Regions from separate parts of the Homo sapiens genome. Here region 2 is linked to region 1. A link is an interaction called in ENCODE POLR2A ChIA-PET data of the cell type or tissue named here. Cell type or tissue: IMR-90. All regions are shown on one strand. Links, peaks and the distances in the headings refer to the core of each region. The heading gives the core; the rest is flanking DNA.

Region 1 (15,461 bases), core at 6,021-8,520:
GCTCACTGCACCCTCCAGGGTTCAAGCGATTCTTATGCCTCAGCCTCCCAAGTAGCTGGGACTACAGGCGCGCGCCACCACGCCCGGCTAATTTTTATATTTTTAGTAGAGACGGGGCTTCATCATATTGGCCAAGCTGGTCTGGAACTCCTGACCTCGTGATCCGCCCGCCTCGGCCTCCCAAAGTGCTGGGAGTCTTTTTTTATTTTAGGGCTCCAATTCTTCACATATTTGCTGTTACTTTTTGTTAATAAGAAAAACCTAAATTCCACTGACATCAGAGAACTGCTTCAGCCTGGCTAAACAGCAATAAGCCGTGAAGAGGATTCTGGATGTTGTAGTCCGGGAGCTCCGAGAATTTTGTCACACTCTCCGTAACCCTCTCTCACTCGCTCGCTCCGTTTTTTTTTTTGTTTTTTTTTTTTTCAAGCGCGAAGAGGGCGGCACCTGGATGGTTTTTCCTTCTGGAAGTTCTGGGAAACGTATTCCAGAACTCTGTCCGGAAACAATTGGGCCGCAGGAGCGCGGGCCTTCTGGGAAGGGTAGTTCAGGAGCTCTGGGCAGGCAGAGCCACTTCCGCCCCGGAAAGCGAGGCCGCCACCATCTTTTGGGTCCGGGAGGTGAGTCAGCCCTGCACCCCCACGACCCCTCTTGAACCTTTTCAGCCTGTGCTTGGGAATAGGCGCTCCCCAGCCATCAGTCTTGGGATGGAGAGGTCGCGGCCGCGGCGGAGGCCGAGAGGCCGAGGGCGGGAAGTTTGCTCTCCTCCCGCACTTGGCAAGCAGCGCCGCTAGTTCTGTGGGTATAATAAACAGCGAGTTACCTATGATCCGCGCTCCTGTTTCCTCATCTTTAAAATAGCAATAAAGATAGTCGTTACTGTGTAGGGTTGTAATTAGAATTAAACAAGATAATACGGGTCAAACCTTAGAACAGTGGTGGCACCTGATACTGGGTTGGCTCCTGCTATTGATACAGTGATTCCCTCACAAGCGCCCTTTTTACTGGAAGCTCCAGTGAAGAGAGAAGAAAAGTCAGGGCTTTATGCCATGGCCTTTCTGTCGTATCCTTCAGGAGACCGAGCTCTTCCCGAACTTTTACAGATCTTTTTTTTTTTTAAGAAGGATTGAGTCATCGGGCTCCAATGCGTGGGGATGTTTACCGCCGTTTATCCGGGATAGAGACTCCATCGTGCTGACAGCATCCTTTTATTCACCGCCTCCGAATTTGCAAAGAGGAGGAAGGAGGGACTTCTTGGCTTCTCCCAGCATAGCCCCAGGTACCTGCTCTTGAACGCACTTTGTTGTTCCATTTTCTGTCCTTTCAGTTAATCAAGTTTCCGTCACTCAGTAAGTTACTACTGAAAAATGATGAAATATTTGTTGAATAAATGTGAGAGTGGGTAGGAAAACTACTTGGAAATGAGTATTACCAATAACATCTTACCACTTTGATTTTAAGGCATTCGTCTGTGGACCATAGCTATTGATGAAGTAGGTCTTGTTATTTTGTTATGAGGAAATTAGGCAGAGTTTATGTTATTAAATACTTTCCCGAAGTTATTCAACTGATAGTAAGAGGTGGATTTGGGATTGAACCCAAGCATTCCTTTTCAGACTGTGTGATCTTTTTTGTTTGTTTTTGTTTCTTTGGTTTTTGTTGTTGTTTATTTTCTATTCCTTTTTCTGAGTCTGTGGTCTTAATCTCAATGATACAGTCGTCTTCAGTTATCTTAAATAGTAATCCATATGGCTACCGGTGAGTCGTTGGAAATCAGCCTTGGGAATGTAGGTATGGATTTTACTGTGGAAGACCTCAAAAACTGCACTGATGAATTTTGAATTTTTTAGAAAAATCCTGCAACATCTCACTTACTTAATTTCATTCCATGTCAAAATATGTCATATTCTAGTTATAGAAGTAATGAATGCTCATTATAGAGATGCACTATCCAATCCAGTAGCTATAAGCCATGTGTGCCCTAGGAGCACTTGAAATGTGTCTAGTCCAAATTGAGATGTGCTGTAAGTGTTAAATACACACTGGATTTCAAAAACTTTGTACAAAAAATGTAAGATGGCTCATTGATAATTTTTTGTATTATATGTCAAAATGGTAATATTTTGGATACATTGGCTTAAATTATGTTGTTGAAATTAACTTCACCTATTTTTGTTTTTGTTTTTTTGCCTTTTTTATATGTTACTGCTAGAAAATTTAAAATTATTTATGTGTCTCAGTATATTTCTATTGGACAGTGATGTTATATTCAGAAAACTTAAATTACTTATAATAAAACTGCTAACACTTTAATGTGTTTCCCTTTAGTATATGCTATGGATGTTTCTCAAAATAGGTTTGGTATTCTGTGTAGTAGTTTTTTTCTTATTATGAAAATTTTCTTTTTTCTTTTTTTTTCTTTTTTTTTGTGAGATGGAGATTCACTCTTGTTGCCCAGGCTGGAGTGCAGTGGCGTGATCTCAGCTCACTGCAACCTCCACCTCCCAGGTTCAAGTGATTCTCCTGCATCAAGCTCCCGAGTAACTGGGTTACAGGTGTGCGCCATCACTCCCAGCTAATTTTTGTATTTTTAGTAGAGACGGGGTTTCACCGTGTTACCCAGGCTAATCTTGAACTCTTGACCTCAGGTAATCCGCCCACCTCGGCCTCCCAAAGTGCTGGGATTACCGGCGTGAGCCACTGCGCCCAGCCGAAAAATTTCAAGCATATTCAACTGTCAAAAGAGTGGTGCAGTGAATTCCACGTAACCAACACTCAGGTTCAACATTTGCTGCAGACCATCTCCTCCTCCTTCCACCCCACTTTTTTTTTTTTTTTTAAATTAGAGTGTCTTAAAGCAGGAGTCCCAACTTCTGGGCAGCGGACCTGGTACTAGTCTGTGGCCTGTTAGGAACCTGACAGCACAGAAGGAGGTGATTGGAGGGGTACCGCCTGAGCTCTGCCTCCTGCCAGATCAGCAGGGGCATTAGATTCTCATAGGAGGGACTGCACATGTGAAGGATCTAGGTTGTGCGCTCCTTATGAGAATGTAACTAATGCCTCATGATTTGAGGTGGAACCTATCATCCCCAAACCATCTCCCCCGCCCCCATCCGTGGAAAAATTATCTTCCGTGAAACTGGTCCCTGGTGCCAAAAAGGCTGCAGATGGTTGTCTTAAAGCATACGCCAGACATCAGGTCAGTTTTTTTTTTTTTTTTGAAACGGAGTCTCGCCTGTCGCCCAGACCGGAGTGCAGTGGCGCCATCTCGGTTCACTGCAGCCTCTGCCTCCCGGGTTCAAGCGATTCTCCTGCCTCAGCCTCCCGAGTAGCTGAGGTCAGTTTTTTTTTTATTTTCTACCATGACCTCTGAAACTGAAGCTGTAATTTGCCATTTGCTCAGTACAGTATATCTTTTTTTTGTTCTTTTTCTTTCAAACTTTTTTGTCATTATGTTTTCGTAGTGTCTTTTAGAATATATATGTATAATTTTTTTTTTTTTAGTGCAGTCTGGGATAATTTGCTTTTACTATCTGTGTGTATATTTTGTTCTCCTTTCTTGTCTTTTTTTGTTCAGTTTATTCCCTTTTATTTGTGCTCAACTGGTCTGGAGTTTATATGGTTTTGTGTCATTCTTCTAACTTTAAAAATATTCTCTTTCTTAGCAAATACTAAACTTAATCAGCATGTGTTCTTATTCTGAAGAATATTGAGACTAAAAAAAATCTGAAAGAAGATGGGGCCAGGTGCGGTGGCTCATGCCTGTAATCCCAGCACTTGGGGAGGCCTAGGCGGGTGGATCACCTGAAGTCAGGAGTTTGAGACCAGCCTGGCCAGCATGATGAAACCCCGTCTGTACTAAAAACACAAAAATTAGCCAGACGTGGTGGTGCGTACCTGTAATCCCAGCTACTCAGGAGGCTGAGGTGGGAGAATCGCTTGAACCTGGGAGGCAGAGGTTGCAGTGAGCTGAGATTGTGCCATTGCACTCCAGCCTGGGTGACAAGAGCGAAACTCTCTCTCTAAAAAAAAAAAAAAAAAAAAAGATGTACCTTTAAAAAAAAAAAAAAAAAAGCTATGTTTTTATAGGTCTACTTTTTATTATAACCACCCTCAAAATTTGTCATTATAGTTCTTTGGCTTTTTTTAAACAAAGATTATTATATTACCAATATAGTCACAAATGTTTTCTTACCATTGCTTTTTGCAGTCCATCTTTTAGGGTTCACATGGTTATAAATTCTCTTCATTTTTTTTTTCAGCTAAAATATTGTTTCTTTCTCATGTAAATAATCATCTAGTTGAACATAGAATTCAGGTTGACAGTTTCTTTATTTTGGAGGTAATATTCATTTGTTTTAAATCTCCATTCTGTTACCCTATTTCTGTCAATCTAATTGTTATTTCTTTTAGGTCAACTATATTTTCTTTCTAGGAGCTTTAAGGTTGTTGTTTCCAGTTCTTTATGTTCGTTTAGTCTTTTGCATTTCTGAGTTTTATTGTGATTTGTTTAGGGTATGTTTATTTTTATTTATACTGTTTAGAATTTCTATATGCGAACTTGTATCTTTTACCAATTGTGTGAAATTCTCAGCAATTGCATCTTGAAATTAAAACCTCTCAGTCATTCCCTCCATCCTGCCTTCTCTTCTCCCATTCCTGTTAGACAAATACGGAAGCCTCTCAATTTATCTTTCATGTTTCTTGATTTTTCGTTTGTGCTTTATCTTTCTCTTTGCTGTGTGTTTTTCTCTGTGCACATAAAATAAAAGAGATGTACCAATGATCGTTTCCAGGCTTCATGAAGTAAATTGACCCAGAATGATACGTTTTAGAAAACTGATAACAGTGTCAGTAAAATATTACTAGCTGGGCAACAAATTACTAAAAAGAAACCTTAAGTCAGATTTCGGCTTTTCAGAAATTAAAGGTGACTTTCATAGGAGAGCAATATTTGCAAGGCAAGTGTGTGATGCAAAGTATCATCTGCTTGTTTTTTTTTTTTTTTTTTTTTTGAGACAGAGTCTCACTGTGTCATCCAGGTTGGAGTTCATTGGCGTGATCTTGGCTCACTATAACCTCCACCTTCCAGGTTCTAGCAATTCTCATGCCTCAGCCTCCCAAGTAGCTGGGATTACAGACCCGCACCACCACGCCTGGCTGATTTTTTTTATTTTTGGTAGAGATGAGGTTTTGCCGTGTTGGCCAGGCTGGTCTCAAACTTCTGACCTTATGTGATCCTCCCTCCTTGGCCTCCTAAAGTGCTGGGATTACAAGCATGAGCCACTGTGCCAGGCCTGGCTAAACAGCAAGAAGCCATGAAGAAGCTTTTTTGTAACTATAAGAGAAAGGGACTCCTGGTTCTTAGAACTCTCCATCTACTTATTTAATCCTTGGAAAAACCCTATGAGGGAGGTACGATTTATGATTCTTACCATATCCTCATTGTACACATAACAGAAGTGAGGCACAGAGAGGGTTTTTAATATCCCCAAGGTTACACAGCTGGTAAGTATCATTTCTAGGAATTAAACCCAGATACTTGACTTGAGAGCCCTCATATGTTGTTACATTGCCTCTCGTTTCCTGCTGTCTCTGCCATCAGAAATCCTTGTAGCAAGGATGCTGCACTTGTGCAGACTGTTCACTGCCCAATGGCACTGAACTATCATGCCATTTAGTAGCTGGAATACAGTCCATGTTCTGCTTACCAAGCTGTATGTGGCTATACCTGTCTGAATGTAGGGCTATTTCTCTAATTTCCTCATATGTACACATGGGCTAACAGCAGGCTTGTGTCTCATGGCGTCTTTGGTCTCCCCCAGTTATGCCATCTCAGAACTATGACCTTCCCCAGAAGAAGCAGGAGAAAATGACCAAGTTTCAGGTACGTAAAGGATTCCTTGCTGTCTTTTAAAATGTGATTTATTTCTCAAAGATAACAGATTTATTTTTTCTCTTTCTTGGAAAGGTTAGTGGGAAACAGATATTCAGGACATGTGGTATGCTGACATGTATGTGTTTTTTTGTTTTAGTTTATCACCTTTACTATTTTACAAAACAGTGTTTGAAAAAATAATAGAAGCTTTAATCAGAAATAATCTATGCTACTACCCTGCTTATGAACTAGCTTTTTTCATTTTCCCATGTTCCTTTTTCATACACATTTTGCAATACTTGAGTAGATGAAATTTTCAATTGTGCATTCTCCACTTAATTGCATCACCTGCATTGTAAGTGAGTACATCATATGCCATTGAATTGCAGTGCCCTTAAAAGACAACAAAAACTATTTCTTATTTAGCCTTTCAGAAATTCAGAAATTTTAAGAATTTTACTACTTTAAAGTAAATCCAGTGACTTTTTTCCCTACATATAAAAACAATTCCTTCAAAAGAAATTCTGGTGGAATTCAATATTATTTGTCCTTAAAGTTTTAGGAACTCTGCATTGAAGAGGTTTATGTCTCAGTTTCATGTCAGTTCCCTCAGGTGTTTTGTAAACAGAACATCTAAAGAATGACATGGTGTAATTTTATTAGATGCTTTCAGAGAAGAAGAGCTATATATTTTTCCCGTTTATGTTTTTATCACTCATTTATTTCTTGTATGAATTTATTTCATCAAAGTAACTACATGTACGTAAGGTCTAGTAGTACTTAGATGTCTTGCTAGCCCTTTCCATCTGTCATTGCATTTTTCAGATGTGAGGATGGAGATGATTTATTTGCATTTTAAATATGAAGAAACAGGTTATGGGAACATTTTATAACTGCCCCAAATTTCCCAGGTAGCTGACTCATTGGACACTGAAGCTTCCAACTATTAGGAATATCTGGCATTCTATTTTCATGTAAAGGCAGACAGAACAAAAGAGTTTTCCATTCACAGAGATGAGCACATATGATAGAAGTACCTGATGTTACCTTTTTATTCTTTTGAGACAGAGTTTAATTCTTGTCACCCAGGCCGGAGTGCAATGGCATGTTCTTAGCTCACTGCAACCTCTGCCTCCCAGGTTCAAGCGATTCTCCTGCCTCAGCCTCCCAAGTAGCTGGGATTACAGGCATGTACCAGCACGCCTGGCTAATTTTGTATTTTTATTAGAGACGGGGTTTCACCACGTTGGCCAGGCTGGTCTTCAACTCCTGACCTCAGATGATCCACCCACTTCGGCCTCCCAAAGTGCTGGGATTATAGGCGTGAACCAGTGCACCTGGCCCTGATATTACCTTTTGGAGGATAGACCCCAACAATGCCCCTCATCCAGTTTCCATCTCAATTACTGTCTCTTCTCTAGTTTTGTCTCTTAGTCATTCCATGAACGTAGATGCTCAAGCACAGTTTTTATGTAAGTGTTTTAAATTTCCCTACAGCAAAAGCTATCAGGTATGATGGTAAGAGACAGCAGCAAACCGGTGGCATATACTTAAACATTAGGTAAAGGTCTAATAGCTTAAATTCCTGTTAAGATTAGTAATATAGAGAAAATTCCAACTGGAATATGAGCAAAAGAAATGAATAGGAGTGTCATAAAGAAAAGAAATTTATGAAAAAAACTTCACTAATAATTTAAATGTGTGAAAATGTTAATAAAATAGCTTTCTATTTATATATTGGTTTTACTTATATTGTCAATGACTTTTTTAGAAAAAGGAACTGAGTCCTATTTAGCCGGGGTCTAGAGATTCAGGAATGCTTGTACTGTTGCATGAAGAGTGAACTGGGAAAATCTTTGGAGAGGAAAATCTGCCATTACGCTTTCAAAACTTTTTTTTTTGGATGTTGATTTTCTTTTATTTATTTATTTATTTATTTATTTATTATTATTATACTTTAAGTTTTAGGGTACATGTGCACAATGTGCAGGTTTGTTACATATGTATACATGTGCCATGTTGGTGTGCTGCACCCATTAACTCGTCATTTAGCATTAGGTATATCTCCTAATGCTATCCCTCCCCACTCCCCCCACCCCACAACAGTCCCTGGAGTGTGATGTTCCCCTTCCTGTGTCCATGTGTTCTCATTGTTCAATTCCCACCTATGAGTGAGAACATGCAGCGTTTGGTTTTTTGTCCTTGCGATAGTTTGCTGAGAATGATGGTTTCCAGTTTCATCCATGTCCCTACAAAGGACATGAACTCATCCTTTTTTATGGCTGCATAGTATTCCATGGTGTATATGTGCCACATTTTCTTAATCCATCTATCGTTGTTGGACATTTGGGTTGGTTCCAAGTCTTTGCTATTGTGAATAGTGCCAGAATTAACATATGTGTGCATGTGTCTTTATAGCAGCATGATTTATAATCCTTTGGGTATATACCCAGTAATGGGATGGCTGGGTCAAATGGTATTTCTAGTTCTAGATCCCTGAGGAATTGCCACACTGACTTCCACAATGGTTGAACTAGTTTACAGTCCCACCAACAGTGTAAAAGTGTTGCTATTTCTCCACATCCTCTCCAGCACCTGTTGTTTCCTTTTTTTTTTTAACTTTAAAAAAATGTTAATAGAAAAAAAATGCCCAGATAAAGATACCGATCACAGTATCCACATCTATACAATGATTGATCCAGCTGTGGCCCTCCCCTCTCACCCAGCCCCATGTGGCTTCCTTTGAAACTGCAGACTGGAGATGACAGTGGTGAATTCTAGTCCTACTCACTGGATATCAGCATTTCTTTTTTTTAAAATTTTATTATTATTAAACTAAGTTTTAGGGTACATGTGCACAATGTGCAGGTTAGTTACATATGTATACATGTGCCATGCTGGTGTGCTGCACCCATTAACTCGTCATTTAGCATTAGGTATATCTGCTAATGCTATCCCTCCCGCCTCCCCCAACCCCACAACAGTCCCCAGAGTGTGATGTTCCCCTTCCTGTGTCCATGTGTTCTCATTGTTCAGTTCCCACCTATGAGTGAGAACATGTGGTGTTTGGTTTTTCGTCCTTGCGATAGTACTGAGAATGATGATTTCCAATTTCATCCATGTCCCTACAAAGGACATGAACTCATCCTTTTTTATGGCTGCATAGTATTCCATGGTGTATATGTGCCACATTTTCTTAATCCAGTCTATCATTGTTGGACATTTGGGTTGGTTCCAAGTCTTTGCTATTGTGAATAGTGCTGCAATAAACATACGTGTGCATGTGTCTTTATAGCAGCATGATTTATAATCCGTTGGGTATACACCCAGTAGCCATAAAAAATGATGAGTTCATGTCCTTTGTAGGGACATGAACATACATGTGCATGTGTCTTCATAGCAGCATGATTTATAGTCCTTTGGGTATATACCCAGTAATGGGATGGCTGGGTCAAATGGTATTTCTAGTTCTAGATCCCTGAGGAATCGCCACACTGACTTCCACAATGGTTGAACTAGTTTACAGTCGCACCAGCAGTGTAAAAGTGTTCCTGTTTCTCCACATCCTCTCCAGCACCTGTTGTTTCCTGACTTTTTAATGGTTGCCATTCTAACTGGTGTGAGATGGTATCTCATTGTGGTTTTGATTTGCATTTCCCTGATGGCCAGTGATGGTGAGCATTTTTTCATGTGGTTTTTGGCTGCATAAATGTTTTCTTTTGAGAAGTGTCTGTTCATGTCCTTCGCCCACTTTTTGATGGGGTTGTTTGCTTTTTTCTTGTAAATTTGTTTGAGTTCATTGTAGATTCTGGATATTAGCCCTTTGTCAGATGAGTAGGTTGCAAAAATTTTCTCCCATTTTGTAGGTTGCCTGTCCACTCTGATGGTAGTTTCTTTTGCTGTGCAGAAGCTCTTTAGTTTAATTAGATCCCATTTGTCAATTTTGGCTTTTGTTGCCATTGCTTTTAGTGTTTTAGACATGAAGTCCTTGCCCATGCCTATGTCCTGAATGGTAATGCCTAGGTTTTCTTCTAGGGTTTTTATGGTTTTAGGTCTAATGTTTAAGTCTTTAATCCATCTTGAATTAATTTTTGTATAAAGTGTAAGGAAGGGATCCAGTTTCAGCTTTCTACATATGGCTAACCAGTTTTCCCAGCATCATTTATTAAATAGGGAATCCTTTCCCCATTGCTTGTTTTTCTCAGGTTTGTCAAAGATCAGATAGTTGTAGATCTGTGGCGTTATTTCTGAGGGCTCTGTTCTGTTCCATTGATCTATATCTCTGTTTTGGTACCAGTACCATGCTGTTTTGGTTACTGTAGCCTTGTAGTATAGTTTGAAGTCAGGTAGCATGATGCCTCCAGCTTTGTTCTTTTGGCCTAGGATTGACTTGGCGATGTGGGCTCTTTTTTGGTTCCATATGAACTTTACAGTAGTTTTTTCCTATTCTGTGAAGAAAGTCATTGGTAGCTTGATGGGGATGGCATTGAATCTATAAATTACCTTGGGCAGTATGGACATTTTCACGATATTGATTCTTCCTACCCATGAGCATGGAATGTTCTTCCATTTGTTTGTATCCTCTTTTATTTCATCGAGCAGTGGTTTGTAGTTCTCCTTGAAGAGGTCCTTCACATCCCTTGTAAGTTGGATTCCTAGGTATTTTATTCTCTTTGAAGCAATTGTGAATGGGAGTTCACTCATGATTTGGCTCTCTGTTTGTCTGTTATTGGTGTATAAGAATGCTTGTGATTTTTGTACATTGACTTTGTATCCTGAGACTTTGCTGAAGTTGCTTATCAGCTTAAGGAGATTTTGGGCTGAGACAATGGGGTTTTCTAGATATACAATCATGTCATCTGCAAACAGGGACAATTTGACTTCCTCTTTTCCTAATTGAATACCCTTTATTTCCTTCTCCTGCCTGATTGCCCTGGCCAGAACTTCCAACACTATGTTGAATAGGAGTGGTGAGAGAGGGCACCCCTGTCTTGTGCCAGTTTTCAAAGGGAATGCTTCCAGTTTTTGCCCATTCAGTATGATATTGGCTGTGGGTTTGTCATAGATAGCTCTTATTATTTTGAGATATGTCCCATCAATACCTAATTTATTGAGAGTTTTTAGCATGAAGGGTTGTTGAATTTTGTCAAAGGCCTTTTCTGCATCTATTGAGATAATCATGTGGTTTTTGTCTTTGGGTTTCTTTATATGCTGTATTACATTTATTGATTTGCGTATGTTGAACCAGCCTTGCATCCCAGGGATGAAGCCCACTTGATCATGGTGGATAAGCTTTTTGATGTGCTGCTGGATTTGGTTTGCCAGTATTTTATTGAGGATTTTTACATCAATGTTCATCAAGGATATTGGTCTAAAATTCTCTTTTTTGGTTGTGTCTCTGCCTGGCTTTGGTATCAGGATGATGCTAGCCTCATAAAATGAGTTAGGGAGGATTCCCTCTTTTTCTATTGATTGGAATAGTTTCAGAAGGAATGGTACCAGCTCCTCCTTGTACCTCTGGTAGAATTCTGCTGTGAATCCATCTGGTCCTGGACTCTTTTTGGTTGGTAAGCTATTGATTATTGCCACAATTTCAGAGCCTGTTATTGGTCTATTCAGAGATTCAACTTCTTCCTGGTTTAGTCTTGGGAGGGTGTATGTGTTGAGGAATTTATCCATTTCTTCTAGATTTTCTAATTTATTTGCGTAGAGGTGTTTGTAGTATTCTCTGATGGTAGTTTGTATTTCTGTGGGATCAGTGGTGATATCCCATTTATCATTTTTTATTGGGTCTATTTGATTCTTCTCTCTTTTTTTCTTTATTAGTCTTGCTAGCGGTCTATCAATTTTGTTGATCTTTTCAAAAAACCAGCTCCTGGATTCATTAATTTTTTGAAGGGTTTTTTGTGTCTCTATTTCCTTCAGTTCTGCTCTGATTTTAGTTATTTCTTGCCTTCTGCTAGCTTTTGAATGTGTTAGCTCTTGCTTTTCTAGTTCTTTTAATTGTGATGTTAGGGTGTCAGTTTTGGATCTTTCCTGCTTTCTCTTGTGGGCATTTAGTGCTATAAATTTCCCTCTACACACTGCTTTGAATGCGTCCCAGAGATTCTGGTATGTTGTTCTTTGAAACCAATGAGAACAAAGACACATCTTTATTTCTGCCTTCATTTTGTTATATACCCAGTAGTCATTCAGGAGCAGGTTGTTCAGTTTCCATGTAGTTGAGCAGTTTTGAGTGAGTTTCTTAATCCTGAGTTCTAGTTTGATTACACTGTGGTCTGAGAGACAGACAGTTTGTTATAATTTCTGTTCTTTTACATTTGCTGAGGAGAGCTTTACTTCCAACTATGTGGTCAATTTTGGAATAGTTGTGGTGTGGTGCTGAAAAAAATGTATATTCTGTTGATTTGGGGTGGAGAGTTCTGTAGATGTCTATTAGGTCCACTTGGTGCAGAGCTGAGTTCAATTCCTGGGTATCCTTGTTAACTTTCTGTCTCGTTGATCTGTCTGATGCTGACAGTGGGGTGTTAAAGTCCCCCATTATTATTGTGTGGGTGTCTAAGTCTCTTTGTAGGTCACTCAGGACTTGCTTTATCAATCTGGGTGCTCCTGTATTAGGTGCATATATATTTAGGATAGTTAGCTCTTGTTGAATTGATCCCTTTACCATTATGTAATGGCCTTCTTTGTCTCTTTTGATCTTTGTTGGTTTAAAGTCTGTTTTATCAGAGACAAGGATTGCAACCCCTGCCTTTTTTTTGTTTTCCATTTGCTTGGTAGATCTTCCTCCATCCTTTTATTTTGAGCCTATGTGTGTCTCTGCACGTGAGATGGGTTTCCTGAATACAGCACACTGATGGGTCTTGACTCTTTATCCAATTTGCCAGTCTATGTCTTTTAATTGGTGCATTTAGCCCATTTACATTTAAAGTTAATATTGTTATGTGTGAATTTTGTCCTGTCATTTTGATGTTAGCTGGTTATTTTGCTCGTTAGTTGATGCAGTTTCTTCCTAGCCTTGATGGTCTTTACATTTTGGCATGATTTTGCAGTGGCTGGTACTGGTTGTTCCTTTCCATGTTTAGTGCTTCCTTCAGGAGGTCTTTTAGGGCAGGCCTGGTGGTGACAAAATCTCTCAGCATTTGCTTGTCTGTAAAGTATTTTATTTCTCCTTCACTTATGAAGCTTAGTTTGGCTGGATATGAAATTCTGGGTTGAAAATTCTTTTCTTTAAGAATGTTGAATATTGGCCCCCACTCTCTTCTGGCTTGTAGAGTTTCTGCCGAGAGATCCGCTGTTAGTCTGATGGGCTTCCCTTTGTGGGTAACCTGACCTTTCTCTCTGGCTGCCCTTAACATTTTTTCCTTCATTTCAACTTTGGTGAATCTGACAATTATGTGTCTTGGAGTTGCTCTTCTCGAGGAGTATCTTTGTGGCGTTCTCTGTATTTCCTGAATCTGAATGTTGGCCTGCCTTGCTAGATTGGGGAAGTTCTCTTGGATAATATCCTGCAGAGTGTTTCCAACTTGGTTCCATTCTCCCCGTCACTTTCAGGTACACCAATCAGACGTAGATCTGGTCTTTTCACATAGTCCCATATTTCTTGGAGGCTTTGTTCGTTTCTTTTTATTCTTTTTTCTCTGAACTTCCGTTCTCGCTTCATTTCATTCATTTCATCTTCCATCACTGATACCCTTTCTTCCAGTTGATCGCATCGGCTCCTGAGGCTTCTGCATTCTTCATGTAGTTCTCGAGCCTTGGCTTTCAGCTCCATCAGCTCCTTTAAGCACTTCTCTGTATTGGTTATTCTAGTTATACATTTGTCTAAATTTTTTTCAAAGTTTTTAACTTCTTTGCCATTTGTTTGAATTTCCTCCTGAAGCTCGGAGTAGTTTGATCGTCTGAAGCCTTCTCTCAACTCGTCAAAGTCATTCTCCATCCAGCTTTGTTCCATTGCTGGTGAGGAGCTGCATTCCTTTGGAGGAGGAGAGGCGCTCTGCTTTTTAGAGTTTCCAGTTTTTCTGCTCTGTTTTTTCCCCATCTTTATGGTTTTATCTAGTTTTGGTCTTTGATGCTGGTGATGTACAGATGGGTTTTTGGTGTGGATGTCCTTTCTGTTTGTTAGTGTTCCTTCTAACAGACAGGACCCTCAGCTGCAGGTCTGTTGGAGTTTGCTAGAGGTCCACTCCAGACCCTTTTTGCCTGGGTATCAGCAGCGGTGGCTGCAGAACAGCGGTGGCTGTAGAACAGCAGATATTGGTGATCTGCAAATGCTGCTGCCTGATTGTTCCTCTGGAAGTTTTGTCTCAGAGGAGTACTCAGCTGTGTGAGGTGTCAGTCTGCCCCTACTGGGGGGGTGTCTCCCAGTTAGGCTGCTTGGAGGTCAAGGACCCACTTCAGGAGGCAGTCTGCCGGATCTCAGATCTCCAGCTGCATGCTGGGAGAACCACTACTCTGTTCAAAGCTGTCAGACAGGGACATTTAAGTCTGCAGAGGTTATTGCTGTCTTTTTGTTTGTGCCCTGCCCCTAGAGGTGGAGCCTACAGAGGCAGGCAGGCCTCCTTGAGCTGTGGTGGGCTCCACCCAGTTCGAGCTTCCAGGCTGCTTTGTTTACCTAATCAAGCCTGGGCAATGGCAGGCGCCCTCCCCCAGCCTCGCTGCCTCCTTGCAGTTTGATCTCAGACTGCTGTGCTAGCAATCAGCGAGACTCTGTGGGCGTAGGACCCTCCGAGCCATGTGCAGGATATAATCTCCTGGTGTGCCGTTTTTTAAGTCCATTGGAAAAGCGCAGTATTAGGGTGGGAGTGACCTGATTTTCCAGGTGCCGTCTGTCACCCCTTTCTTTGACTAGGAAAGGGAACTCCTTGACCCCTTGTGCTTCCCAAGTGAGGCAATGCCTCACCCTGCTTTGGCTCACACCCAGTGTGCTGCACCCACTGCCCTGCGCCCACTGTCTGGCACTCCCTAGTGAGATGAACCCAGTACCTCAGATGGAAATGCAGAAATCACCCGTCTTCTGCATTGCTCATGCTGGGAGCTGTAGACCGGAGCTGTTCCTATTCAGCCATCTTGGCTCCACCCCTCAAAACTTTTAAAGTAAATATTCTATGACTTTGCAGTTGCTACTTCTTGGCCATGAGCTCTGTAAAAGGATCTTTGTAGTATTGGTTATAAGTAAAAATCTGTAATTAATTGTACATTATTTGGATTGGTTAGAGATAAATCTTCAGTTCCAAGGAATCCTGTTGTATGTAGTCACAAAATAGGACAAAAGAGATGATAAAGATATGCGTTGTTCGAGTTTATTGAGCATGTATGGTGTGCTAGGCACTTCTAAGTGCTTGACATATATTCATTCATCTGATCCTTTCAAACACTTTATGATCTATTTATTTTAATTCTAAAAATTTATTTATTTTAAGACAGTGTCTCACCCCTGTCACCCAGGCTGGAGTGCAGTGGCGCCATCTTGGCTCACTGCAACCTCCGCTTCCCAGGTTCAAGTGATTCTCCTGCCTCAGCCTCCTGAGTAGCTGGGATTACAGACGCACATCACCACGCCTGGCTAATTTTTTTGTATTTT
Region 2 (15,461 bases), core at 7,840-10,339, 320 kb before region 1:
ACACATTAATCTACGTTGCATTTAGCTGTTATTTCTCTTTAGTCTCTTCCGATCTCCTTAGACTTTCTTACTGCATTAATTTTCAGTTGCTACCATAACCAATTACCACGAATTTAGCTTAAAACAACATAAATATATAAAATCTCACAGTTTCCATGGACCTGGAGTTTAGCTGGGTGCTGTCCTCAGGCTGGTCTCACAGGCTGCAAACGAGGGGTTACCTGGGCTGTGTTCTCCTCTGGAGTTCAACTGGGGGAGAATTCATTTCCAGGTTCATTCAGATTGTAGGGAGAATTCATTTCCCTGTGGCCATACGACTGAGGGCCTCACCTTTTTGCTGACTGTTGGCTGGAGGTTGCCCTCAGGTTCTGCAGGCCACCTGCAGTTCCTTTGCAAGATGGGCTTCTCCAACATTGCCACTTACTTCATCAAGCCCACAAAAGAAGTCCAATCTGCTATGAGTCTTATATGGTATAACATAATCACAGTAGAGACATCTCGTCACTTTTTTTTTTCATATGATAGGTTTATTTTTATTATTTTAAGGAACCTTCATACTGTTTTACATAATGGCTATACCAATTGATATTGCCATCAACAGTGTACAAGTGTTCCCTTTCCTCTACATCCTCACCAACACTTATCTATTTTCTTTTCTTTTCTTTTTTTTTTTTGAGACGGAGTCTTGCTCTGTCACCCAGGCTGGAGTGCAGTGGCGCGATCTCAGCTCACTGCAAGCTCCGCCTCCCGGGTTCACGCCATTCTCCTGCCTCAGCCTCCCGAGTAGCTGGGACTACAGGCGCCTGCCACCGTGCCCGGCTAATTATTTTTGTATTTTTAGTAGAGACGGGGTTTCACCGTGGTCTCAATCTCCTGACCTCGTGATCCGCCCGCCTCGGCCTCCCAAAGTGCTGGGATTACAGGGGTGAGCCACCGCGCCCAGCCCACTTACCTACTTTCTTTTTATAATAGTCATCCTAACAGGTATTGTGGTAACATCTCATTGTGGTTTCATTTGCATTTGTCTGATGTGCTTTTCAGGTACCACTTAACCATTTGCGTGTCATCTTTGGAAAAAAGTCTATTCAAGTCCTTGCCCATTTTTAAATTGGATTATTGGTTTCTTTTTCTTCAAAATTAATTAATTCATTTTTATTTTACTTTAAGTTCTGGGATACAGGTGCAGATGTGTAGGTTTTTTACATAGGTATATATGTGTCATGGTGGTTTGCTGTACCTATCAATCTGACATTTAGGTTTTAAGCCCCACATGCATTAGGTAATTTGTCCAGTGCTCTCCCTCCCCTTGCCCCCCAACTCCCCGACAGGCTCCAGTGTGTGTTGTTCCTTTCCCTGTGCCATGTGTTCTCATTGTTCAACCCCCACTTATGAGTGAGAACATGTGGTGCTTGGTTTTCAGTTTCTGCATTAGTTTGCTGAGAATGATGGCTTCCAGCTTCATCCATGTCCTTGCAGAGGACATGATTTCATTCTTTTTTATGGTTGCATAGTATTCCATGGTGTATATGTGCCATATTTTCTTTATCCAGTCTATCACTGATGGGCATTTGGGTTGGTTCCAAGTCTGCAATTGTAAATAGTGCTGCAATAAACATACGTGTACATGTGTCTTTATAGTAGAATGATTTAGAATCCTTTGGGTATATACCCAGTAATGGGAGATTCCTCAAGGAGCTAGAACCAGAAATACCATTTGACCCATGACTTTTGCCATATAAATTAACCTAATGAGAGGAGTGACATTTCCTGACCTTTGCCATTTTCCACTGATTAGAAGCAAGTCACCACCTCTGCTCATACTCCAGGGGAGGGGACTAAACAAGGCTGTGGACTCCAGGAGGTGGGAATCATGGGGCCACCTAACATCTGCCTGTCATACCTATCTTCATGTCCTTTCAATTTGGAAGAGTACCAATAATTTATTCTGTCAAATTTCCCCCCGCTGGGTTTGTATGATGTGTTTTTATAACTGAAATGAGGCATGTATTCTTGGCAGTGGCACAGTAATGATGCTGTGTCTTTCACATTGCATCATCATGTCCAAGGGTGCATGATATCAATGTTTTATTACTGGTGACATTAACCTTCATCACTTGGTTAAAGTGTTTTCTCCTGTGTTTTCCTTCTGTACATTACTACCTTCCCATTTGTAGTTAATAAACATCTTGGGAGGGTAATACTTTAACACTATGCAAATCCTCTTTCTCCTCAAACTTTCACCCACTAACTTTAGCATCTCTTATCTTGGTGTCCAATGTGAGGATACACTGCAGCTCCCCTATGTACATAAGTTCTGCTAATAAACACTTTGAATTGGTCACCCTGGTATTGCTGTTTCTTTCTTTGGAATCCCAACAGCCCCATCCTGGGATGGTTTGGGGCAGTCCCTTTAGGGAACTCCCCTGCCACTGCTTTTGGGGTGACTCCAGCTGAGTGTTCAGCAGGACAAAATAAGGTTGTTTCTGGTATTTGACTACTATGAATAAAACTTCTATGAACACCCTTTACAAGTCTTTGTGTGGACATATATTCTTGTTTTTCTTGGGTATATACCTAAGGGAGGATGTGGTTTACCTAGTTTATCAGACTGCAATGTATATAAGGTCCAGTTGCTCCTCAAACTTGCCAATACTTCGTGTTGTCAGACATTTTAACTTTAGCTATTCTGGTGCATGTGTAGTGGTATCTCATTGTGATTTTTATTTACATTTTCCTGATAATGATGGGAACACCTTTTCATATGATATTATCTATTTTGATATACTATTGGGTCATTCAACTCTTTTCCCCATTTTTTAATTTGATTTGTCATTTTCCTATTGATTTCTAGGAATTTATAAATGTATTTTGAACACAAGTCTTTTGTGTGTGTATACAGACATAAAAAGGAGGGTGGAGGAGGAGAGGGAGGGAGGGAGGAAGGGAAGGGAGGGAGGGAGAGGGAGAGGGAGAGGGAAGGGAGAGGGAGAGGGAGAGGGAGAGGGAGAGACAGAGAGAGAGAGAGAGGAAAGAGTTGCCTGTGTCTTCTTATTCACTTTCTTAATCATGTCTTATTATAAATAGATGTTCTTAATTTTAATGAAGGCCCATCTACTTAGGTATGTCCACAATAAATGGGCTGGGTTATGAAATTTATAAGAGGGCTTAAGAAATTTGGCTCAGGATCACAGCTAGCTTCTGTGTGTTGTGCAACACATTCTGATCTTCCAGTGTTTCAGGCCATAACCTACACAACTTCACTAGTGCCTGGGAATGTTCAAGGCCTTGGCTTGGGTTCAAACCTGCAGGGAAAACATGCAGCTGAACAGGTCACAGAGAGATCAAGGCGCTCTGTGAAACATAGAGAGCGAGGGAAACTTGGGGAACCTACAAACCTATCATCATGAGAATGAATAAAAAATTGTGGTGTGGTCATATAAAGGAAGATTATATAACAATTGAAAAAAAGCCCTGTTGATTTCCAAAACAACATGGGTGAATTCCAGAAGTACCAGTTTGGATGAAAAAAGAGAGATACAAGAGATTCCATTTATATGAAGTTCAAGAACACGCAAATCTTATCTTGAGTGACAGGAGTCAGAATAGCACTTACTCCTTATGGGAGAACAGTGGATTCTAACTAGGACAGGACACAGAAAAATCCTCTAAAGCAGGGCACAGAAATCTTCTGTGTCTTCATCTGGCTGGTGAGTACACTGATCCTTTCAAATACAAAAATTCATTGGATTATATATATAGCTAAGATGTGGGCACCTTATTGTATATGATACATGCTTCAATAAAAAGTGATGACAGAACTTTATTTGATGATAATGAGTAAAAATATTACATTACAAACTGTTATTCTGTTATGGTGGGTAAAATAACACATATGAATATATGCATATGCCTTGAGGGATGGAGATATACATATATATATTGTGTGTGTGTGTGTGAGACAGGGACTCACTCTGTCACTCAGCCTGGAATGTGGTGGTGCAAACACGGATCACTGCAGCCTCGACCTCCTGGGTTCAAGCTATGCTCCCGTCTCAGGTGGTGGCATGGACCTGTAGCTGGGACTACAGGTGCATACTACCAGACCCGGCTAATTTATTTTTAGTAAAGATGAGCTCTCATTATGTTGCCCAGGCTGGTCGCACACTCCTGGGCTCAAGTGATCCTTCTGCCTCGGCCTCCCAAAGTGCTGAGATTACAGGCATGAGCCACCGTACCCAACCAAAAAGATCTGGAGTAAAATGTTTACAGTTGTTGTTTCCTCACTTTGGGTTTTTCTGTATTTTCTGAACTACTATATGAGAATGTATTACTTTTATAGTAAAAAATGATAATAGAGCTAATCAATCTAATATTAGAGAATGTAATAAAATAAGTTATGAATACAGTGATATTTGGAGTACGGTGAGGAGGCCTTGTTTTCTCCCAAGTCCTAAAGTCTTTGAGTTGTCTCAAATTAGAATATCAAGGCTCTGAGTTTTGAATACTGATATACAACAGTTTTCCTTTTACTGGTTTTCCCTAAGTCACTTGGATAAATCCTCTTGTCACTACACTCTCCACCTATGAGGACTGGACTCCCTGCTCCAGTTCAGGAATTGCACCTACCTTAGAAATAAGCCATTTTGGTTAAAAAATCAATTGTTTCCAACATGCAGGAAATATCTGCATATGAAAAAAGAAATGGGACTTTGGCATGCTGAGGCTTTTGAAAAATTCCAGTACAATCCTGTGGCAGAGAGGTTCCATACAAGAAAGGCCAAATGAAAGCCACCCGAGGGACCAAGAAAATGATGCTTCAAGGAAAACAGAATGGAATGATCAATGAATCTCAAAGAAATCCTTCATAAATTCAAACACTCCAGGGCCTCTCTAGAGGGTCACATTAAGGGATAAAAAAGCTCTAGAAATCATATTTTGAATTTAAAGAGTTGATCATAAAGAGTCTGCTCCTGTAGCTTTTCAGTATCACAATCATTTACAAGTCCGTCTGAAATAGTGCAGTGATCAGTGCTCCACACAGTAGAGGATGCTGCCACGTTCTCAGATGTTACTATCTCTGAAATTATAAAGACTGAAGTTCCCATGTGGCCCAGAGGAATAGAAAGAAGTGAGCTGATCACTCTATGAAAGGAGAACAGCATGTAGAAGCAGGCATTCTCACCATTCTGAGCTCAGCAACAGCTGATTAATTAAATATGTAACAGGGCATCCATATAATGAAATATTAAGCAACCATTTAATGCTAAGTTTAGGAAGCTGTTTAAGGGAATAAAAACATTCAAGTTACATTGTCAGTGAAGAAAATTAGGTTACAACTTTTAAAAAAGCAATTAAAAAGGGGGCAAAGAATTTGAATAGACATTTCTCCAAAGATGTACAAACGGCCAATAAACAAAGGAAAAAATGCTCAACACCATGAGTCATCAGAGAAATTCAAATCAAAACCACAATACCCACTTCACACTCATGAGGATGACAATAATAAAAAGAAAGGTAATAACAGGTGTTGCTAAGAATGTGGAGAAACTGGAACCCTCTTACGCTGGGGGGAATGTAAAGGGATACTTTCGATAATAATCTGGCAGTTCCTCAAAAGAGTTACCATATGACCCAGCCATTCCACTTCTAAGTATATATCTAAGAGAAATAGAAACATATGTCTATACAAAAACTTGTACACAAATGTTCACAGCAGCATTATTCATAATAGCTAAAAGTAGAAACAACTTAAATGTCCATTAACTGATGAATAAACAACAAAAATGTGGCATATTCATACAATGGAATATTATTCAGCAATAAAAAGAAACAAAGTACTGATATATGCTACAACCCAGATGGATTTTGAAAACGCTAGGCTAAGTGAAAGAAGCCAGTCACAAAACTTCACTTATTATATAACTCTATTCATATGAAATGTCCAGAAGAGGTGAATTCAGAGACAGAAAGTAGATAAATGGTTGTCTATGGCTGGGGAAAATGCAGAGTGAGTGCTAGTGGGTATGGAATTTCTTTTTGAGGTTATGGAAATTTTCTCATGTTGACAGTGGTGATGGTTGCACAACTCTGTGAATATATTAAATACATTAAACTGTATACTTTAAATGACTGAATTTTGTGGCATGTGAATTATATGTTAATAAAGCTGTTTAAGAATTGGGTTACGGGCCGGGCACAGTGGCTCATGCCTGTAATCCCAGCACTTTGGGAGGCTGAGGCGGGTGGATCCATGAGGTCATGAGATCGAGACCAGCCTGACCAACATGGTGAAACCTCGTCTCTACTAAAAATAGAAAAATTAGCTGGGCGTGGTGGCATGGGCCTGTAATCCCAGCTACTCGGGAGGCTGAGGCAGGAGAATTGCTCGAACCTGGGAAGCGGAGGTTGCAGTGAGCCGAGATCGCGCCACTGCACACCAGCCTGGTGACGGAGCGAGACTCCGTCTAAAAAAAAAAAAAAAAAAAAAAAGAATTGAGTTACAAATGTATACAATTATGCAAATGTAAATATGATTACATTTATAAAATATATGTATTTATCAATATATAGAGAAAAACGGACAGACATCAATAAATTGAAAAAAGTATGGAAAACATAAACCCATATATTAACTTACTTAATATTTGTTTTATAGTCCTGGGTTTCTGCCTATTCCTAAAAGTATATTTCATAAAATTAAAACTTTTTTTAAAAAGGCAACTATCTTACTTATTCCTATTTTGATTTATTCTTCCTTACTGGGATACCAAGTCATTTGAGGATAGCAACTATATCTTTTTGTCTTGAGACACAGTTAGATAGATTTTTGAATTTTTAACAGAGCAATCTTTTCTCTGAACAAGTGGGAAAAAATCCTCCCTGCCTTACCTTTTAAATATCTTTTGATCTGGAGGAGAAAACTTAGTATACTCTAGAACAAAGGTCCTCTAAATATAGTCCCTGGGAACTTGTTACCAATGCAGATTCTCTGCTCTACCTCAGACCTACCGAATTAGAAACTCTGGGGCTGGGGCCCAGCAAACTGTTTGAACAAGCCCTGCAGGTGATTCTGATGCATCCTACATTTGAGAACCAGCGCTGCTCTAAAAACTGCTGCTGTGTTTTATTGAAAGCTTTTACTTTATTTTCATCAGTTCCCATTACCTGAACCCACCCTATGATTCGTTTGCCTGTAGAAATGTATGTCAATGTAAATCGGAGACTCTGATATTTCGTATGCATTACTGGTAGTCTCAAAGCTGCTTCCTATTATACATTCCTGATAGATGGGTTTATTTTACTTCTGAATCTATCCTCCTAATCACAGTGTCCTACAAGCAGCTGTTAAGACATCGTGTTCCATTTAATGTCACTTTGCATTTAACATCATTAGAATAAAAACTCTAAGGTATAAGATCCATTTTCTTTCACTGAGTTCTCACAGTTCGATCATATCCTGACAATGCTGCTATAGCCAGAAAGATGCCTCTTCCCTGTGAACTCCCAAGACAGGTCATCTGAATTTCTCTAGTGGCCTTTCACATCAACTATCTTTCTTATCCCTATTCCGATTTCATTTTCCTTACTGGATACCAAGTCATTTGAGGATAGCAACTATATCTTTTTGTCATTGTATCCTAACAAGTACAAGCACATGGTAAATATCTGATATTTGACTCAAATTTTGAAACTAGGGTTTATCCTCAGGGAATGGCTATAAAAGGAAGCAAAGATCTCTGCAAAATGGTGTTCATTATAGACTAGTTTTTAGTCAACAATTAGAAACATAATAGCTCGCAGTAGGCAAAAGGTTAAATAAATTATGAAGAGAAGGGCTTAAGGGCCTTGAAAGGAGGCTGTAATGGCATATTCACAGATACGTCACTGTTAGGCAGGACATTTCCAAAGAGAAGAAAGGGTCTCATGTCTTTAAAATTAAAGAGCATCTTACAAGTAATGAGGAAATATAAACTCACCTGGACTTTAGCTTTCAGATGTGTAGCAAAAATTCTTTCCTCTTTCAGGATCTTTTTTTTTTTTTTTTTTTTAACAGAAGGGTAGCACTGGAAAAGAGAAGGCAATCATGAGACAGCTGGGGTTTCTTGGATAGCACAGTAACTTAGAAAATACCCTCAATGATCATACCTGCTCACCTACTTCACCGAGCACAACCAGATGGGAGTAGGAGAGAAACTGGAACAGTGTTGACCTTCCCAATACAAGAGAGGCCAAGATCAGTGATGCCTAGGGTGGAATCTGTCTCTAATTCACAGCAGGTTCCTGGGGCTGGAGCTTTAGAAATGCTATGGTTACAAACATAGAGCTGGCTCCTCGGCGCTTCCAAGGGGGAAATATCCAGGAGGGATGCCTATTCCTGAGAACTCTTTATCGAGTCTTCTCAGAGCCTGCCTTGAGGCCGCAACCAATTTCAAAAATCTCGTCTCAAGATCAAGTCTGTGTTTTCTTGCTGGGATCCTTCACGCCTCCATGAATCTGGCTTCTCTCTTTTACCTGCTGCACATCCCAAGTGTCTGTGAGGCGATAGGGCTGAGGAATCTGCAGAGCCTAGAGCCTGGAGTCACAGTGACAATTCACACAGGTACACAACACTGTTCATTTGTCTAACGCACACACACGTACACAACCCTGTTCATTCATCTCACACACACACACACACACACACACACACACAGTCTCTCACAGGCACACAGAAACTCCTCCTCTGCTGCTCAAGCAGACAGGCCTGAAATTCTACTGAAACTCCAGGGATGACACGCCCCGTTCACGCCCTGGGTCTTCTGGTCTTCAGCGCCTCTCATCCTCACCGCCGGTTCCATTCCAACCAGGGACTGTGGAAGCCTCCGCTGATTTCTGTGGAGACGATCTACTCACCACGTAGGGGCTACAGCAGCTCGGACACCGGAAAAAGATCTAGAGCTCGAGGGTGACCCTAGCGCGGTGACTTCTGGGAAATGTAGTCCACCCGGAATAACCATGTCCACGGCGCCCGCCATTCTGTAGCCTATGCTCGGAGGGCACATGAGCAAGAGCTTGACCATCTGTACCGTTGGTTGACTTGCTCTATTAAGGGCTATGATTTCAGGTCGTCCTGCGTGTTTAGAGGAGGCGAGTGGAATCTTGAGTCTCGGCTGGAGAAGGCAGAGCACGGGCATGCAGACCTCAAAGCCTCAAACCTGCGTGTGAGAGGAGAAGTTGGCGAGCTCCAGCGTATGGTCCACGGTTGGTATTCTAGGTGCGAGCTGAGGACAGGGGCTTTTGTTTTTCGCGCTCCCAGGTAGCGCCAGCACCTATAGTAGCTCCAGGAGCACAGAAGGCGTTAAGTGTGCATTGGTTTTAGAGAAAGAATGCCTGTGCGTTTTGTGTTTTCACTCTGTGACATTGTGAAATTCATTGTGTGAGAACATGGATGGGGTTGTATTCCGGATTATGGTTTGTTTCTAAGTGTGTTACTTTGGACATGAAATGGTTTGTTTCAGATTTTGAGATTATGTAAATTTTTTAAGCCCTCTCCCTTCACTCCTACTCCCACTCTGAAATTTCTCATGCCCAATTGCCATTCTCTCACTTAAAATACGAGTCTGGCTGATTTGTCCAAGGTAAATACTACTATGGCCTACTTATCCATTAGGCTGAATGGGCAAAGTACCGAGAGCCCACAGAAATGTTTTCTTTCAAAATAAGAAAATGAATTTTAAGGTCAAAGAAACTTAATATCGTAGTCTACTGGCGAGTGTATAAATTGATATAATCACTTGGGAAAACTATTTGGCAAGATCTATTGAATTTGAATATATGCATTTGCTATAACCTAGCAGTTCCATTCTTACCTTTAACCCAAATGTAAGTGTATACATATTCACCAAAATACATGAATGGGGATGTTTGTGGCATTGCCATTTTTATTGGAATTGCACTCAATATATGGGTACTTTTCAGGAAAATTGGTATTTTAAACATTGTGAAAAGGCTGGGCGTGGTGGCTCATGCCTGTAATCCCAGCACTTTGGGGGGCTGAGGTGGGTGGATCACTTGAGGTCAGGAGGTCGAGACCAGCCTGGCCAACATGGCAAAACCCCGTCTCTAGTAAAAATACAAAAATTAGCCAGGTGTGGGGGCCCGTGCCTGTAGTCCCAGCTACTTGGGAGGCCGAGGCAGGAGAATCGCTTGAATCCAGGAGGTGGAGGTTGCAGTGAGCCGAGATCGTGCCACTGCACTCCAGCCTGGGAGAAAGTGTGAGATTCTGTCTCCCCCTACAAAAAAAGAAAAAGAAAATTGAGAAGGGACCTCCAGGAAGATGGAATAGATGTACTTTTTTCTATTTGTCCAGCTAAGTACAATAAAAACCCTGGGCATTAGTTATAAAAAAAGAGAAAAAGAACACTGAGTGGTAGAGAAAAGGTAGACTGGTGCTGAGTTCCCTTGATTTTCTTTGTGCCTCCTTTGTGCCAGACTTAAAGCCAAAGAAGCTAGCAGTCCCAATACACCAATGGGCACAGACAAAAAAGTCCCAGCAAAAGCCTGCTGTCTTTAGCCAAAAGACAAGGAAGAGGGCAGCCTAGCAAGAAGGAAAACTTTTAGACAATTACTGCCATGCTCTAGTCAAAACACCACAGGAAAAACCTTCAGCACTATCCCCAGCATGCCAGCAAAGACCCATGCTTCCACTCTTGCCTGGAGAGTTAGGACTTTCCTCCCCACCCCTCAACCCAGTGCTAACAGTAGAAGCCACATGGAGTGCAGTAATAAGGCACTCCTTTCCCTCCAAATTAGAAAGGTATCAGTGGAGGTCTAGTGGGAAACCGGAACTCCCACCCCTGCCACTAGTAATGAGGAGCCCCCCTGTGGGTATCAATGGAGGCTGAGTGGGAAATCTGGATTTCTGTCACCACCTAATAATAATGAGGCAGGATCCACTTCCCCTACCACAGTGATGTCAGAGGAGAACAGGTGATATAAACTGAATTGTGTACTCCACTCCCTGAGTTCATATGTTGAAGTCCTAACTCTCAGTACCTCAACATGTGGACTGTATTTGGAGATAAGGTCTTTAAAGAGGTAATTAAGGTTAAATGAGGTCTTTGGTGTGGGCCCTAATCCAGTATGACTGGTATCCTTATAAGAAGAGGAGATCAGGACACAGATACACAAAGGGTGTGTGAAGGTAGCACGTTTACCAGAAGAACATGGCCATCTACAAGCCAAAGAGAGAGACCTCACAAGAAACAATACTGCTGACACCTTGATATCAGACTTCTACCCTTCAGAACTGTAAGGAAATTAATTGGTGTTGTTTAAGCTGCCCAGTCGGTGGTACTTTGTTAGGTATGATCCAGAGCCTCAGATCAGAAAACCAAAAATGTTCAGTTCTAACAGAAAATCACTTACCACACCAAGAACTGGGAAGATCTCAAACTGAATGAAAAAGACTCAATAGATGCCTACACTAGGATGATAGAAATATTTGAACTATTTGACAAGAATTTTAAAGCATCCACCTTAAAAATGCTTCAGACAATAATTATGAACATGCTTGAAATAAATTAAAATATAGAATGTCTCAGCAAAGAAATCAAAGATATAATGGAACACCAAGGAATTTTGACTCCTGAGAAATTTAGTAACCAATTAAAAACTCATTGGATGTACTCAGCAGCAGAAAGGAAAGAACAGAGGAAAGAATCAGGAAACTGGAAGACAGAACAGTAGAAATGACCCAGAATGAACAACAGACTGGATAAAAGACCAAAAACACAAAAATGTGTAAAACTCTACAGAAATTGACATAACAATTATAGTTAAACATAGTAATACTCTGCTGACAATTGATAGATGAAAAATCAATAAGGACAGAGAAAACTTGAACAATATTATCAACCAATTAAATTTAATTGACATTAACATTCTGCCAAACAGCAGCAAATTGCCCAATTTTTCCAAGTACATATGTCAAGATAGGCCATAACCTGGACCATGCAACAAATCTCAAAAGCTTTATAAGGATTCAAGTTATATAAAATACATTCTCTATTCCACAATGGAATTAAATTAGGAATCAATAACAAAAAGATAGCAGGAACTAAATAACTTTTTTTTTTTTTTTTTGAGACAGTCTTGCTCTGTCACCCAGGCTGGAGTGTAGTGGCACAGTCTTAGCTCACTGCAACCTCCACCTCCTGAGTTCAAGCGATTTTCCTGCCTCAGCTTCCCAAGTAGCTGGGACTACAGGTGTAAGCTGTACACCAGGCTAATTTTTGTATTTTTAGTAGAGACAGGGTTTCGCCATGTTAGCTAGGCTAGTCTCCAACTCCCTAGTGACCTGCCCTTCTGGGCCTCCCAGAGTGCTGGGATTACAGGTGTGAGTCACCACACCCGGCCAGCATTTCAGAGTCTATAGGTCAAATAAAATAAAATAAAAAATAAAAACAACATATCAAAACATATAGGATGTAGATAAAATAAGACTTCAAGGAAAATTTATAGCATTAAATGCCTATATTAAAAGAGAAGAGTGTCTCAGTGACTGATATGGTTTGGGTTTCAGATGCTCTTCTTTTTCTCTTGTTTCTTAAGATAAACACTGTATTCGTCCATCAGTGACTGATATGGTTTGGATCTGTGTCCCCACTAAATCTCATGTCAAATTGTAATCCCCAGTGTTGACGGTAGGGCCTGGTGGGAGGTGAATAGATCGTGGGTGTGGAGTTCTCATGAATGGTTTAGCACTATCCGCCTTTGGTACTGTATAGTGAGTGAATTCTCAGGAGATCTGGTTGTTCGAAAGTACATGGCACCTCCTCCCTTGCTCTCTTCCTCCTGCTCCAGCCATGTGATTTGTGCCATAAGTAAAAGCTCCTTGAGACCTCCCCAGAAGCAGAAGCCACTGTGTTTCCTGTACAGCCTGCAGCACTGTGAGCAACTAAACCTCTTTTCTTTATAAATTACTCAGTCTTAGGGATTTCTTTATAGCAGTGTGAGAACAGACTAATATAGTGACCTAAGCTTTTACCTTAAGAAACAAGAAAAAAAGAACATCTGAAACCCAAAGTAGGCAGAAGGAAACAAAAAAAAGAGAGAAATCCATGAAATGTGCACACCTGTTCATGATAAAAAACACATTCAACAAATTAGAAATGGAAGGGAACTTCTTCAACATACCACCTATAAAACACCCACAGCCAATATCATACTTAATGGTGAAAGACAGAGTACTTTCTAAGATCAGGGACAAGACAAAGATGTGCACTCTCACCACTTTTTTTTTTTTTTTTTTTTTTTGAGACAGGAGTCTTGCCCTGTTGCCCAGGCTGGAGTACAGTGGCGCGATCTCAGCTCACGGCAACCTCCGCCTTCCGTGTTCAAGGGATTCCCCTGCCTCAGCCTCCTAGTAGCTGGAATTAAAGGCACCTACCACCACGCCCGTCTAATTTTTGTATTTTTAGTAGAGATGGGGTTTCACCATGTTGCCCAGGCTGGTCTTGAACTCCTGACCTCAAGTGATCTCCCTGCCTCAGTCTCTCAAAGTGCTGGAATTACAGGCATGAGCCACCACGCCCAGCCAACTCTCACCACTTCTATTTGATACATGCTGGAGGTTCTAGCCAGGGCAACTAGGCAAATAAATGAAATAAGAGACATCCATATGGAAATGAAGAAGTACAATGAAGAAGTAAAGCTATATTTGCAGATATGATTTTATATACATAAAGTCCTAAGGAAATCACAAAAAACTAATAAGACTAGTAAATGAGTTCAGCAAAGTTACAGGAAGATCAATATGCAAAAAAATTGTGTTCTTACACACTAGCAATGAATAATCAAAAAATGAAAGTAGGAAAACAATTCCATTTACAACAGAATTTGAAGAAAATACTTAAGGAATAAAGTTAACAAATGAAGAGGAAAGTTTGTACACTGAAAATTATAAAACATCATTGAAAGAAATTAAAGACGACCTAAATAAAAGGAAAGACATCTGTGGTTCATGGATAAGAAAAGTTAATATTGTTAAGATGCCAATACCTCCCAAATTGACCTATGGATTCAATGCAGTCCTTAACAATATCCTAGCTGGCTCCCCCCTCCCAACCCCACTGCCTCTAGAAATTGACCAGCTGATCCTAAATTCATATGGAGACACAAGGGACCCAAAATAACCAAAACAACTTTAGAAAGGAAGAACAAAGTTGGAGGACTCGCATTTCCCAATTTCAAAAGTTACTGGAAAACTACAGTGTGGTACTGGCACAAGGGTAGACATAGAGATGAGTGGAATAGATTTAAAAGTCCAGAAGTAAGTCTTGACACTGTCGATTCATTTTCAATAAGGGTGCTACGGCCATTTAGTAGGGGAAAGAATAGTCTTCTCAACAAATTATGGTAAGACAACTGGATATCTGTCTGCAAAGAAAGAATGAAGTTGGAATTCTACTTTATACCATACACAAAAATTAACTCACATCACTGACCTAAATCCTATAGGAGCTAACACTATAAAACTCTTCAAAGACAACACAGGGGCAAATCTTCATGAGCTTGGAATAGGCAATGATATTTTGGATACACCAAAAGCATAAGCAAAACAATAAATAGGAGTATATCAAAATTCAAACTTTTTACTGCAAATGATACCATCAAGAAAGTGACAAGATACCCACTGAATGGGAGACAATATTTGCCCATCATACATATGACAATGGACTTGTATCTAGAATACAAAAACTCTTAGAACTCAACAATAAAAAAAAAATGGATAATCCAATTTCTGGAAGTCAGTCAGATTTCTGGGATGATCACTCCCATCCTCACAACAACAACAACAACAAAAAAAACTAAAGAAATTAATTTTTTCTGGATCTGTCAGATAATAGAGGTCACAAGGCAAACCACCAGCCTTAAATCTGGAGAGACAAGCAAACGGAGATCAGCTTACTTGGAGCAGAAGGACCAAGGTAAGACCATTTAGGCGGGGAAAGAATATTGGTAACTAAGTGTTACCAATAACACTGCTAATTAAGTATTACCAGCTAATTGGTAATATTTACTAGCAGTGTAATTAAGTATTACCAGCTAATTGGTAACTAAGTGTTGGTAACTAAGTGTTACCAATTAGTTGATAACAAGTAATTAGCAATGCTATTGGTAGGAGCGCTTAATTGGTAATTTAGAGAATTCATTGGAGGCTAGCTTCAAAAATCTTCCAGGGACGCAGTCTTAGGGGGAGCCTCACACTTTCATGGAATTTACGTCCAGTAATGCTACTAGGTTCTCATGGTGAATTTACAAGAAAAATCTCATGTTTTGGAGGAGGACAAAAGTAACTATTTTGAAATACACTGAGAGTGTTCCACATAACAAAGGACTGCTATCCAAGGGAAATGACTTTATCAGATACTTATATAACTGGGGAGAAAGGCAATATGTCAACTCGCCTTCCTGTCTTA

What was found. ChIA-PET counts read pairs that join two places held together with the same protein. Peaks named below come from ENCODE experiments on the same cell type or tissue, not always from the same donor. Only the 100,000 strongest peaks of a DNase experiment are listed, where the experiment ranks them.
Region 2: POLR2A ChIA-PET joins it to region 1 with 5 read pairs; 2 of 35 experiments call an interaction of 5 or more read pairs at or near these places.

The regions. Positions count from the first base shown.
Region 1 is chr19:44,211,966-44,227,426 of GRCh38, forward strand. ZNF227 (zinc finger protein 227) reads left to right here and starts at 567. Exons shown (of 6, transcript NM_182490.3): 1 at 567-620; 2 at 1,125-1,279; 3 at 5,826-5,887. The coding sequence starts at 5,828. It overlaps LOC124904726 (a long non-coding RNA gene), which reads right to left. Exons shown (of 3, transcript XR_007067266.1): 3 at 15,167-15,461. In IMR-90, for the core only: no CTCF peak of the experiment used is centred there; no DNase peak of the experiment used is centred there.
Region 2 is chr19:43,892,892-43,908,352 of GRCh38, forward strand. It overlaps ZNF45-AS1 (ZNF45 antisense RNA 1), which reads left to right and starts at 8,975. Exons shown (of 3, transcript NR_184050.1): 1 at 8,975-9,253. LOC100505715 (a long non-coding RNA gene) reads right to left here and starts at 8,912. Exons shown (of 3, transcript NR_038334.1): 1 at 8,146-8,912; 2 at 7,977-8,063; 3 at 1-249. RefSeq lists an enhancer at 8,846-8,915. In IMR-90, for the core only: no CTCF peak of the experiment used is centred there; a DNase peak (open chromatin) is centred at 8,940; H3K4me3 peaks cover 1,287 bases; H3K27ac peaks cover 338 bases.